Linked DNA regions of Homo sapiens: all the other regions are linked to region 1. A link is an interaction called in ENCODE POLR2A ChIA-PET data of the cell type or tissue named here. Cell type or tissue: CD4-positive, alpha-beta T cell. All regions are shown on one strand.

The links. Peaks named below come from ENCODE experiments on the same cell type or tissue, not always from the same donor. Only the 100,000 strongest peaks of a DNase experiment are listed, where the experiment ranks them.
Region 2: POLR2A ChIA-PET joins it to region 1 with 5 read pairs; 7 of 35 experiments call an interaction of 5 or more read pairs at or near these places.
Region 3: POLR2A ChIA-PET joins it to region 1 with 5 read pairs; 8 of 35 experiments call an interaction of 5 or more read pairs at or near these places.

What each region holds. Positions count from the first base shown.
Region 1 is chr10:14,526,616-14,530,615 of GRCh38, forward strand. It overlaps FAM107B (family with sequence similarity 107 member B), which reads right to left. Exons shown (of 5, transcript NM_031453.4): 3 at 3,717-3,900. Among named protein-coding and RNA genes, the nearest start is that of MIR1265, 92 kb to the left of the region's middle. In CD4-positive, alpha-beta T cell, no CTCF peak of the experiment used is centred here; a DNase peak (open chromatin) is centred at 2,036.
Region 2 is chr10:14,581,931-14,585,930 of GRCh38, forward strand. All of the region lies in intron 2 of FAM107B (family with sequence similarity 107 member B), which reads right to left. Among named protein-coding and RNA genes, the nearest start is that of MIR1265, 150 kb to the left of the region's middle. RefSeq lists an enhancer at 1,311-1,370. In CD4-positive, alpha-beta T cell, no CTCF peak of the experiment used is centred here; DNase peaks (open chromatin) are centred at 1,511, 2,233, 2,911 and 3,850; H3K27ac peaks cover 3,330 bases.
Region 3 is chr10:14,847,176-14,851,175 of GRCh38, forward strand. HSPA14 (heat shock protein family A (Hsp70) member 14) reads left to right here. Exons shown (of 14, transcript NM_016299.4): 4 at 1,434-1,482; 5 at 1,615-1,720; 6 at 2,546-2,636. Among named protein-coding and RNA genes, the nearest start is that of MSANTD7, 11 kb to the left of the region's middle. In CD4-positive, alpha-beta T cell, no CTCF peak of the experiment used is centred here; no DNase peak of the experiment used is centred here.

The DNA of each region.
Region 1 (4,000 bases):
TTCCATGTTGTACAGCAGCAAGTATTTATTGAGGAACTATTCAACTAGTAAAGCATGCCAAAAGAATGTCAGCTAAAAACCAGGAACAAGAAGCCACTGACTTCAAAATATACAAGCCAAAGAACCAATTTTAGGGATATGTTTAAGTAACTGACCTATTTATTCTAAAAAGTAATCTTTGTAGAGCACAGAATCTATCTCTCTAAATAATATCAGAAATATTAATTTTTTTTTTTTTTTGAGACGGAGTCTCGCTTTGTCACCCAGGCTGGAGTGTAGTGGCGCCATCTCAGCTCACTGCAAGCTCCGCCTCCCGGGTTCACGCTATTCTCCTGCCTCAGCCTCCTGAGTAGCTGGGACTACAGGTGCCCACCAACACGCCCAGCTAATTTTTTATATTTTTAGTAGAGATGGGGTTTCACCGTGTTAGCTAGGATGGTCTTGATCTCCTCACCTCGTGATCCACCCGCCTCGGCCTCCCAAAGTGCTGGGATTACAGGCGTGAGCCACCACACCCAGCCCTTCTTAATTGTTTTTTTAAAGATCCCTTCAATAGTAATCTTTTAACCAAAAAAAAAAAAAAGCCTTTTGAAATCTGCCTTTTTATACTACTGAAAACACCTGTGGAAAGTGAGAACCTGACACAAGGTTTTAACCGTCAGACCTAGAGGCTTCAAAGACTTTTAACCTGAAACTAAGCTGGGTTCCAAAGACAGTAAATAGAGGAATAGGATTACACACTAGAAAGAGCATAGGTTTCGCAGTTAGAAGACCTGTGGGTACTTGTTCTCTTAAGTTCTTGTTCTCAGCCTGTAACACATAATCTCTGAAATGTAACTGGAAAAACTGAACTGCCATAGAGCTTTGAGCTAAATTTGTAGCTATGCGTAGCAAAGGTATAAGTCTCCACATAAACTTGCTTTTATTTCTAAACACTATTTCAAAAAACTATTATGTAATCTTGAGATGATTCCTTAAACCAGTCACCTTGAGATTACTCACCTGAGTGAGGGTAACCTGAAGATAACACACACTGGGCTATTAGAAAGAGCACCAGATGAGACAAAATGTAGGAAGACTTGTTATAAACTACAGAAAAGCAAATGGATTTTTATTACAATACCATGCAGTAATCAAGACTGGTTATTCATTAACCAAACACACACAGTATTGATGTGATGTATCCTATAGTTTGGCACTAAAATTTAGAAATAAAAACCCCAGTCTCTAAAAAGTATACAAAATAAAAGATGAATAAAAGGAAAGAAACTGAGAAATTCTCACTTTAAAATCACTGTATTTCTAACAAGTTTGGTATTACCTTGAAAACTCTTAAGAGATAAGATGAGATATATTTTCATTTCATTTTGAAATCTGCCTTTTCTTTTTTTTTTTTTTAATGTATTTCCAACCAGACCAAAATCCTTCAAAGAAAAGGGAGAAAAAGCAATAGGAAATTCCAGTTGTTGTCACATAGGAAGTGGAAGATAGATGTGACTAAGTGATCACTTATTATGTTAAGCATTTTCATACACGCTATTATTTACTTTAAGTTTTGGTTTTTTTTTTTTTTTTTTTTTTTTAGAGACAGAGTTTTGCTCTGTCACCCAGGCTGGAATGCACTGGCACAATCTCGGCTCACTGCAACCTCCACCTCCCATGTTCAAGCAATTCTCCTGCCTCAGCCTCCCGAGTGGTTGGGATTACAGGCATGTGCCACCAAGCCCGGCTAATTTTTGTATTTTTAGTAGAGACAGGGTTTCGCCAGGTTGGCCAGGCTGGTCTCAAACTCCTGACCTCAGTGGATCCACCTGCCTTGGCTTCTCAAAGTGGTGGGATTACAGGCGTGATCCACGGTGCCCAGCCTACTTTAATTTTTATAAGAAAAATACTATTATCTCCCACTTTATAGATGAAGAAACAGATCTCAAGAGGGGATACCTTGGCCAAGATCATAAGGTAGGTAAAGTTAAGTTCTGGTAAAACCAAGATTCATATCATTTCTCTCTGACCTCAAAGCCCACATCCTCTCTACACCATAGTACTTTAGGGAAACCCAGCATTGTCTCAGGTTAGTTGAGCTGGGCAAACAAGGAGAAGAACAGGCCAGACAAAGACAGACAGAATGGAAGCCCTTTCTCTAAAAAATGTGGAAACAGACTCAACTGCACAAATCTGTAGGTTTTACAGCAATGACCCAAACTACTAAATATATTTTTGCAGAATAATTCATAGCCTATAATTTAGAGAACACTTATTCTGCAAATGTTGGTTTTACTCTGACCTTTATTCTGACTTGGAGCCCTTTCATAGATTTTCCTAGAAGAAAAAATTTGAGCTAAAATGTTTCTTAGAGAACAGCTAAGTCTCCTACCTTACACTTTATAGATAAGGGAACTGAGGCCAAAGAGGTGAAGATAATCTGAAAATCTTTGAGTGACAACTGCTATTCTATTTCGGAGCCTACTAAACTGACGAGCTTTCCACCAAAATGAAGACATGATTTCCCAGGCAGGATAGGATGGCTTCTAAATTCTGTGGTCTATTTTAGGAACTTGATAGTCTCATTTTGCTTTGGCCATAATAATACCAAATTCATATATTCTTTCTTCTATTGTGTGACAAAGGCAGATGGAAGCTAAAATCTTATTTGCATTCAATTTAATATACATTAATCCAACAGCTTCCTACTAATATGCTGGGGATAAAACAGGAGTAAGCCACATTCTCACACTCTAGAGGGAGAAACGTATTTACAAATAATTCCTGGGATAGATAGGAGTCATTTTTTCTAGCTGGAGTGTACTCAGGAAAGAGAATTGCCATAAAAATGCCCCTTGATCCTCTTTAAAACATTTGTTTAACTAGGCCTCCCTGCAAAAAATTACCCTAATGCTAAACTTGATCTGCGTATCTTTCAGTTCAGTGGGAGACCTTTCACCAGGGCTTAGCAAAGAGTGGGCAAATGAGTCATCTATAGTCCTACGAGATCTGAAAATAATCCTAAATGAAGCTTCCTAGTTCTTAAATTGAAAAAAATAGCCTTTCATCCTCAGTTCTCCTAGTCTCCTGTCCTGCCCAAATTATTTAAAAAGCAGAGTATAGCAACCCAACATCCATAATGATTTATGGCACAGATGGAGTTTGCAAAGTAGATAGAAGGTAAATGCTTTCCTGTCCTCCAAAATAATTAATAATAAAGACTATGATAATAATCTTTTAAAATGCTACCCCCAAACAAACAAAAACATGAGTGTCCTATCTATTAAGTCTAATATGGTTCTAGAGACTTCTCCCCACTACTGACAAATGCCGGAGTAGGCGGCAATTACATGATTCCTACACCTTCCCCAGTGTAAGGAGAAAATTCAGAGATTTTAAATTTAAGAACATATTTCTCTTCTACTTAGGACATTCTCTTCTATCTTTAATCCAGCCTCTTCCATCCGAATTTGGAAATACACATCCATTTCAGAAGGGAACCCGTGACTGCAGGAGTCTGGAAGCACTGCTGGCCACCACAGTGATGGCCACCTGCAGGGGATCTGCCTCACGGAGGGGTAACCCGGTTCTAGGATGTGAGAAGGAATAAGAAAGCCTTAACAAAGTGCAAGAAATCAAAGACTCTTTGAAGCCTCTGTAAATACAATTAAAATTAGATATCATGATCTTAAAAGTCCTCTTAAAAAAAAAATATGCTCAAGAAACCATTTTACCTTTTTTGATTCATAAGAAGTTCTCTGTGAAGATCTTGATGGTTCCGGGAGGTTTTTACAGGATTGATCAGTTTCTGAGGCCTAATGAGTTCAGGATTGTCATCTTCTATGTAGTCTGGCTCGGCCATGATGCTTCTTGTAATGAGATATGAGTCCTTATGGTCAATATCCTCAGGTGGGCTGTCTGAAAGAGAAAGATGAGAAACACTCATTTGCAGTTTTTGCTAAGGCTTTTCCCACACATGCAGAGGCCCACAGAGCTGTGCTCAGTATGCTAACACATG
Region 2 (4,000 bases), 55 kb after region 1:
AAAATCAATGCCCATTTATCATAAGGAGACAGCTGTACAGAATTTGGTATTGTTTAAAATTGTATAGGATGCTTGCCCAAGTTGACAGTTTCAACTTTGGCATATTGTTGACACATTCTTTGTGACAAAAGTTGACACTCCCAGTTATGGCACATAAGAATAAAACCCTGTCTTCAACCATAGAGAATAGCAGCAGCAGCCTGTTTGCCATGGGTTACCAAAGGGATCCAAGGTTGCTAGGATACTTCAGTTTCAAATATCCTTCTTTGCTATCCCCGTAAATATACACTAAGTTTTCAAACAATTCACTCTAATCCTGATTAGATAATAAACTGTGACCACACCTCTGGGAGATAAATAATGGTCTTTCTAAAAACAGTACCAGAGCATCGAAGTGTAAGTTATTGCAACCACATACCCATGTTTGTTTTTGTTTTTTCTTTTCTTTTTTTTTTTTTTTTTTTGAGACAGAGTCTCACTCTGTTGCCCAGGCTGGAGTGCAGTGGCACAATCTCTGCTCACGGCAACCTCCGCCTCCTGGATTCAAGCAATTCTCCTGCCTCAGCCTCCCGAGTAGCTGGGACTAACAGGCGCCTGCCACCACACCCGGCTAATTTTTTGTATTTTTAGTAGAGACAGGGTTTCACCATGTTAACCAGGATGGTCTCGATCTCCTGACCTTGTGATCTGCCCCCCTCGGCCTCCCAAAGAGCTGGGATTACAGGCGTGAGCCACCACACCCAGCCTACCCACATGTTTTAACGTTGTACTGAGTACTTATTCCATGGAGGCACACTACTCTTACACCAACTTTATTACTGTATAACTCTATGAAGGAGGCACTATTATTTTATTGATAAGAAAGACGAAACTCGCCGGGCATGGTGGCTTACGCCTATAATCCCAGCACTTTGGGAGGCCAAGGCACGTGAACCACCTGAGGTCAGGAGTTCGAGATCGGCCTGGCCAACATGGCAAAACCCCATCTCTACTAAAAATACAAAAATTAGCCGGGCAGAGTGGCGTGCCCCTATAATCCCAGCTACTTGGGAGGCTAAGGCAGGAGAATTGCTTGAACCCAGCGGGGTGGAGGCTGCAGTAAGCGGAGATCGCGCCACTGCACTCCAGCCTGGGCAAAACAGTGAGACTCTGTCTCAAAAAAAAAAAAAAAAAAGAAAAGAAAGAAAGAAAGCCAAAGCTGGTAAACGGCAGACCTGGAAGGTGGGCCCGGCAGTCTCATTCCAGAGCCTGATAAATCATACTATTACTATTTCTCCAACTAAAGAAACCAGAAGGAGGAAAATTCTTCATCTGGCAGAAGTTACCCAGGGAGAGAGAAGAGGACATATCCCTTCTGCTTGGCTAACAGGACAGCCTGTGTCTTATTTGAGAGTCAGGGCCCTCGCGGGGCAGAGTCGGAGATGAAGATACTGCAGGGAAAGTAGCTGCTGCTGCACCTTAGTGACAGATGACATGAAGCGCAGGACCGCAGCACAGACCACAGAACTCTGAAAACAGGACCCAAGCTCACCTTAGCGGGAAGTCACCACCCACTCACCTCCGCCCTTCTAGAGCTGAGTATTCTTTCACCTGTGGAAGTCACAAGCATGTGGCGTGGCTCTCCATTTTTAATTTTTTTAAAAAGTGGTCGCGGAAGTTGTGGCCAGACACATCACCCCACCCCAGTCCTAAAGGTAAGGTGGGTGGGGACGGAGGAAGAAGAAGAGGCTGGGCCTAACTAATCTGGGCACGTCCTTGCCAACACCTGCTGCTATGAAGGAGGGGGAAAAGTTGACAGTGGAAGGAAACTACAGGGAAAAAGGAAAAGAAACCACTGGACAAGGCCACAAGTTCGTCCATTCACCGGAAGAATCTTCTATAGGCGAACCCTGTTGAGCGCTCTCCTAGACCCAAGGCCACCCCTCAGGATCCAGGGCCTGGGACACAATACAAAGTACAAAACGACACTCTCCCCGAAAGGGACTCGTGGTCACCGTTGTTCATAGGAGTGTTTCATGGCAAGTCTTAGGAAAGAGGGTTTTGAGTTCAGGAAGTGTGGGACTAAAATGACACCAACACAGAAATAAACACTGCCTTTCAGTAGGAGTTCCTAGCTACTCCGGCAGATCCAGATGCTGAGACATACTGGGTCCGAAAGAAAGACTGATGGAGGGACCAAGCAAGACAGGCCCTCCTGATGCCCAGCCCTGAGGCTGCCACCTAAATAAGCAGCAACACTCTGGGTCTGATCTGGGTAGCTCGTTGGTGTCTCAGCTGAGTAGCAGCAATGACTCAGGAAGAAGCACTTAAGCCCTATAGGACCCTAAAGAGACACAAAGATGAGGATGCCAAGGGTCCCTGTCCTCAGAGTTGCCAACCAGATATGGAAAAACGCAGTGTATAACCAAGTGACCAGGGGAAAACCCCAAGGTGGAAAAGGACCTCCGAGGTCCAGCTGCCGATGAGAATTATGCTTTCGCACCCCATGGCCCTCGGCACTCAGAGTCTTTCGCTCCATTTTCACCATAAACAAAAAAGTCTCAAAACATGACAACAGCCTGTAAGATGCTGTGATCCAAATAAAATAGTTGGTGCAGAAATTCAAGGAAGTGCATCAACTCCTCCCAAAAGGGATGGAGAAACCACACCAAAAGAAAACCAGGAACACACGTGCAGTGCTCTCCCTACAATTATAAACAGCTCCAAGATACGGACCCTGTGAGGCAGGAGAATAGGGGCTGGAGGCAGGGAACCTAAGGCCGATTCACACTGACTTCCTAGAACTAAATCAAAAGGATAACCCCAACTTTCCACACCTATGTAACAAAAGGACCGGAGGCCACTCCCCTTGCAACCCCCACCTTTTCTGCATGGCAGGTGAAACTGAAAGGACCTCTGCTTGGTCCCCTCTTCCAACCAATCAGGCTGGTCACAGGCCAAGTCTTCATTTGCACAGGAGTATAACTTTGTAACTTCACTTCAGCCTGTAATTGGTTGCTTCCTGCAACCAATCAGATGTTGGCACAGGGTGTAACTTTGTAACTTCGCTTCAGCCTCTGATTGCTCCCCTCTTGCTGATTCAAATAACCAATCAGACCAATAGTGAGCCATTAGTTCATTTACACAAGGTGTACACCAAGTAACCAAAGGGACACCTCTAGAGGGTATTTAAACCCAAGAAAATTCTGTAACCGGGCTCTTGAGCCCCTATGCCCAGCCCGCTCCCACCCTGTAGAGTGTACTTTTGTTTTCAATAAATTTCTGCTTTTGTTGCTTCATTCTTTCCTTGCTTTGTTTGTGCGTTTTGTCCAATTCTTTGTTCAAAATGCCAAGAACCTGGACACCCTCCACTAGTAACACCTGGACCCCACCTCAGCCCCCTCCACTCTCGCAAGCCCCATCTTCCCGGCAGTCAACTAAGAATCAGACTTTCCCAGCCCCTGTCAACCAGGCTGATGAGTAGAAGACCAAGAATCCTCTCCCTCCTCTCTTCCTCTTCCCTCTCTCACCAGTCCCTGCCACCAAGCCTTTAGGTGAAGCCACGGACCCTGGGGGGCGCCAGGAAAAGCAAGTACAGTCTCTCGAGCACTCCAGCCAATTACAGAGGTGCAATTACAGATGCTGCATGTGCAGCTGCCCTGAGGTTTACAGAATTAGCTTATCAATGACAAAACAGACGGCCATCTAAAACACACACTGGGAGAAAAGAGCTCTGAAAAGTGTGGCGCAGAACGTTCTTTGGAATTCAAATAACAAGTACACAAAGAGAGGCAGCCAAGCTCCGCCCATGAGACAGGTAAACCATGGACTCACCACAGAACCTTGTGTGGTCAAATCTTTGGTCAGGATCTTCACTCATACACATAACAAATACTTCTCTGCAACCAAGTACTCGTGAGTAGGGTGACCATATTAATTGTCGACCACAGCAGTCATTGCTGAGTAAGGAGGAAGCCTCTGTTACTAATTACACCTGGACCAGGCTCGTCCCAAACCAAAC
Region 3 (4,000 bases), 320 kb after region 1:
CCATTTCTTAAGAGTTCTGTAAATTCTGTAAAATATCCTTCCTGGCAAATTCTCTTGTCTGGGTGGTAGACAACCTACGCACAACAGTATAAATTGTTCTGGTTGACTTAAATTCTAAAGAAAACAGAACTAGTAAGTGTCATGCTGAAATTCTAATATTGGTGCAAAACCCGCTATGAGCACACTTTATCTATTTTTCCTATTCTTAAAGTGTTTGGGATATAGTTAATATTAAATACTGAGTTTAGGAAAAGGAAGAAGCAAAGAGTTTAATGGAAAGAATACTAAACTTTGTATTGAAGTTCTGAATGCCAGCCAGTTATGCCATTGATTAGCTGTGTGACTTTGGGCAAGCTACTTACCTCTTGTCCTATTGATATTTTAGGTGACAGAGAAGGAAGTATGAGGAACCTGCAAGTATTCCAGAGTTCTAAGCCAAATTAGTCCATTTTAAACCCCGTTTGTCTGCCTCTTAACAAGTTAAGGTCTCCAGATGCTCTAACCCTTCAGCAATTAGCCACTATTAATTTTCAACTTCTCTTATTAAACAAATAGAATAGTCACAGCTCCTTGGAAGAAGGGTTTAATGAAAGGATACTAGTCTATTTTATCTTAATTTCTAGATGACATTAAGCCAAGAATCAGAGATTTCTATCCCGCTCAAGGGACAGAAGAACTGTGATCATTTACAAGATGAGTGGGAGGCAGCCTGCTAAAGTATGAATAATAGTAGCGTGATAGAGAAGACCTAGGCTCACGTACTGACTCTGCCCCTTGTTAGCTTATAAGTTATTGTCCCTCTCTGAAGCTCTTTATCTCTAAAATAATACCTGCCAAACACACCCCACTTAGGTGTTGTGAGGATAACGTGAGATAATGTACGTGAAAACATTTTGTAGTCTGCATAAGTTGCTTATATCTGTATATATATGCATATGCATAGTACTCTGCACCTTTCTATAAACAACATTCATAGTTTTGCTCAACCTTTTGGTTTCTGGAGTTGGTGTGTGTTCAGAAACCAAGCAACGAAGATGGTCTTAGCTAGTTTGGTTTGCCTTTAGTTTGCAACTTTCTCATCTCAGTGGTTGGGTCTTCAGAATCATAGGTGTGAAACTATGATACAAAATCATGGATATTATGAAAAGTCACCTCAAAATATATAGCACCTATTAATAGCACAGCCAGAACAAGAAAGCTATTTATTTTCAAATGCAAAGATCAGTACTTTAGTAGAATTACTATAACCCTTATAAATACTCCATTTCTATCTTCTGTAATATTTGAAGACTTTTAGTATTAAGCAGCTTAATAACTTTGTTAATATTTTAGTATTTGTTCAGTGATATTGTGAAATACAGTCTTCTCTAAACTTTATATATCTACAATACTGATTTTAATACTTAGCTATCTTTATCTTTCTTTATGGACAGCTCCAGTGATCCACAAGCTCAGAAATACATCGCGGAAAGTAAATGTTTAGTGAGTATGGTTCTGTTATTGCTTCCCTGTTACATAGAGTAATTACCAAGGTGATAACATGGAATGTTGATTTGAAACTTTGCATTTTTATTAAAAATTATTTATTTAGCATAATTGTAATTTATTTTATAGGTCATTGAAAAAAATGGGAAATTACGATATGAAATAGATACTGGAGAAGAAACAAAATTTGTTAACCCAGAAGATGTTGCCAGACTGATATTTAGTAAAATGAAAGGTATTTAGCAAAAGATATATAATAGTTACCTTTAATGATCTTTTGAAAGTTGACCTTAAAAAAAAAGTTAGAGGTATTTTTAGATCTTGGGAGAAGCAGAGTGATTGCACAGATAAGTAAGGACATATAAACTGTCGACCTGGTTGGGGCACTAACTGGGTATGTGCCCGTGGTTAAATGACTTGCCTTACCTGACTGTGATTTCCCTATAAGTCATATAAATGAATTAGGCCAAATAAGAGTTTTCCAAACATAGTTAGTGGCCGAGTAAGCTTGGTGAATAGTGGCACTTCAAGATCGACAGTATACTGTGAACAATAATTTAGGCAGACTAAGTAGGTCTGATTTTATCAGCAGTTCAGACGGAGGCTCTGAGCTGAGTGGTATTCTGTCGAACAATTTGGGAAATTCTGGAATAGATTGTTTATAAGGCTTCCTTCAGCCCTGTAATGATGTTAAGAACTTGGGGGTTGGAAGGCAGGCTTTAAATGTAGAGAACTAACATTATGACGTTGTGTCTTCACATGGATGCGTTAGGAGCTTATTCTCCATGGAGTCAGTCTAATTCAGAAGATGGTTGATACTGAAGCCTAAGAGCCAGGCTGTTTGGAAAGCTAATTCTGTGTCCAAATATATCACCAAAACCACAAGAAGTGCTGCATGATTTCAGAGCGCAGAGAAGAAAATTGACACGGGGGCGGGGTGGGCAAGCAAGTGTATTGGGAAATATGTTAAGTGAGATCTTTGTCATAAATTAATAAACCTCAGAAAGTATCACTTGTCATTTTCTTCTGTCATCAGAATTTTATATTTTTTAATATGCAGAAACGGCACATTCTGTATTGGGCTCAGATGCAAATGATGTAGTTATTACTGTCCCGTTTGATTTTGGAGAAAAGCAAAAAAATGCTCTTGGGTAAGTATATGGGGTTTATCTTACTGGCTTAATTAAAGGAAGTACAAAGTCACTATATAGTAAAAGGTAACATTGTATTTTAAAGTACCTTAGGCGATAAAATTGTATTTGTAAATAATTTAGTAAGGTAATGATCATTTTTATATGTATATATTTGATGAAATGCCAAGAGGCCAGGTGTGGTGGTTCACGCCTGTAATCCCAACACTTTGGGACACTGACGGGGGGGCGGCGGGTGGACCACCTGAGGTCAGGAGTTCGAGACCTGCCTAGCCAATATGGCCAAACCCTGTCTCTATTAAAATACAAAAATTAGCTGGACATGGTGTTGGTGCCTATAATCTCAGCTATTCGGGAGGCTGAGGCATAAGAATCGCCTGAACCCAGGAAGTGGAGGTTGCAGTGAGCCAAAGTCGCGCCACTCCACTCCAGATTGTGTGACAGCGAGACTTCGTCTCAAAAAAAAAAAAAAGCCAAGAGAACATAAAATTAAATATGGTGTACCTTCAGCTGTTTCGATCGGAAACATTTTAAATTACCAGGTTAAATTGACATTTATGAATCTCTTTGCCTTAATTTTGTGTAATTAAGGTTTATGTAGGAATTACATGTGCAGTTTTAGAAAATATTTGTGCTTATTTCTTCACCTTAGATCTTAACATCTAAACAGAAAAGTTATAGTTTTTACAGGTCATTATGCAAATGTATTGGTGTGCTTTTATGCCTTTGCTCTGCAGGATAGAGTTTCACACAAGGTTCTGGGCATTGAAGTTGCCTCTGAGGCAGAGAATTGCCTTATGTACTTTTAAAAACTGAACACTAGATTAAAGAAATTGGAAATTTTCAAGTGTTCTATAAATTTGTCTTTCTGCAGTTTTTGCATAGGCATTTTTTTCATTCAATAAATGTGTATTGATTACTGTTTAAGCCACACTGTATTGAAGGTTGAATAAATAGAGATAAATAAGACATGGTTTCTGATGTCACAGAATTAACAAGATAATTACGTTAAAATGTGGCAAGTACTTTGAATGGGGAAGTTCTGGATAGCATGAAGACAGGACACCTGTCCTAGACTCTCAGAGCCCCAAAAGACTCTCATCTTTTGAACTTTTTTTTTTAAACATGGATATTTTTGAGAGCTTTATTTCTCTTATTCAGTACGTGTGCTTTTTGCTTTCTTTGTGAAGAATATGGGCTCTGAACATTACAATTTTAAACAGAAAGTGATCTCTTATAGTCATTCATTTCTTGTTTTCTATATTCTTGCTTCTAAAGATCATTATACTTCATGTTCTACTTATGAAATTTTAGTAGCTTTTGTATAAAATCTTTAGCAGATCATTTCTAAAAATGTAGAATTG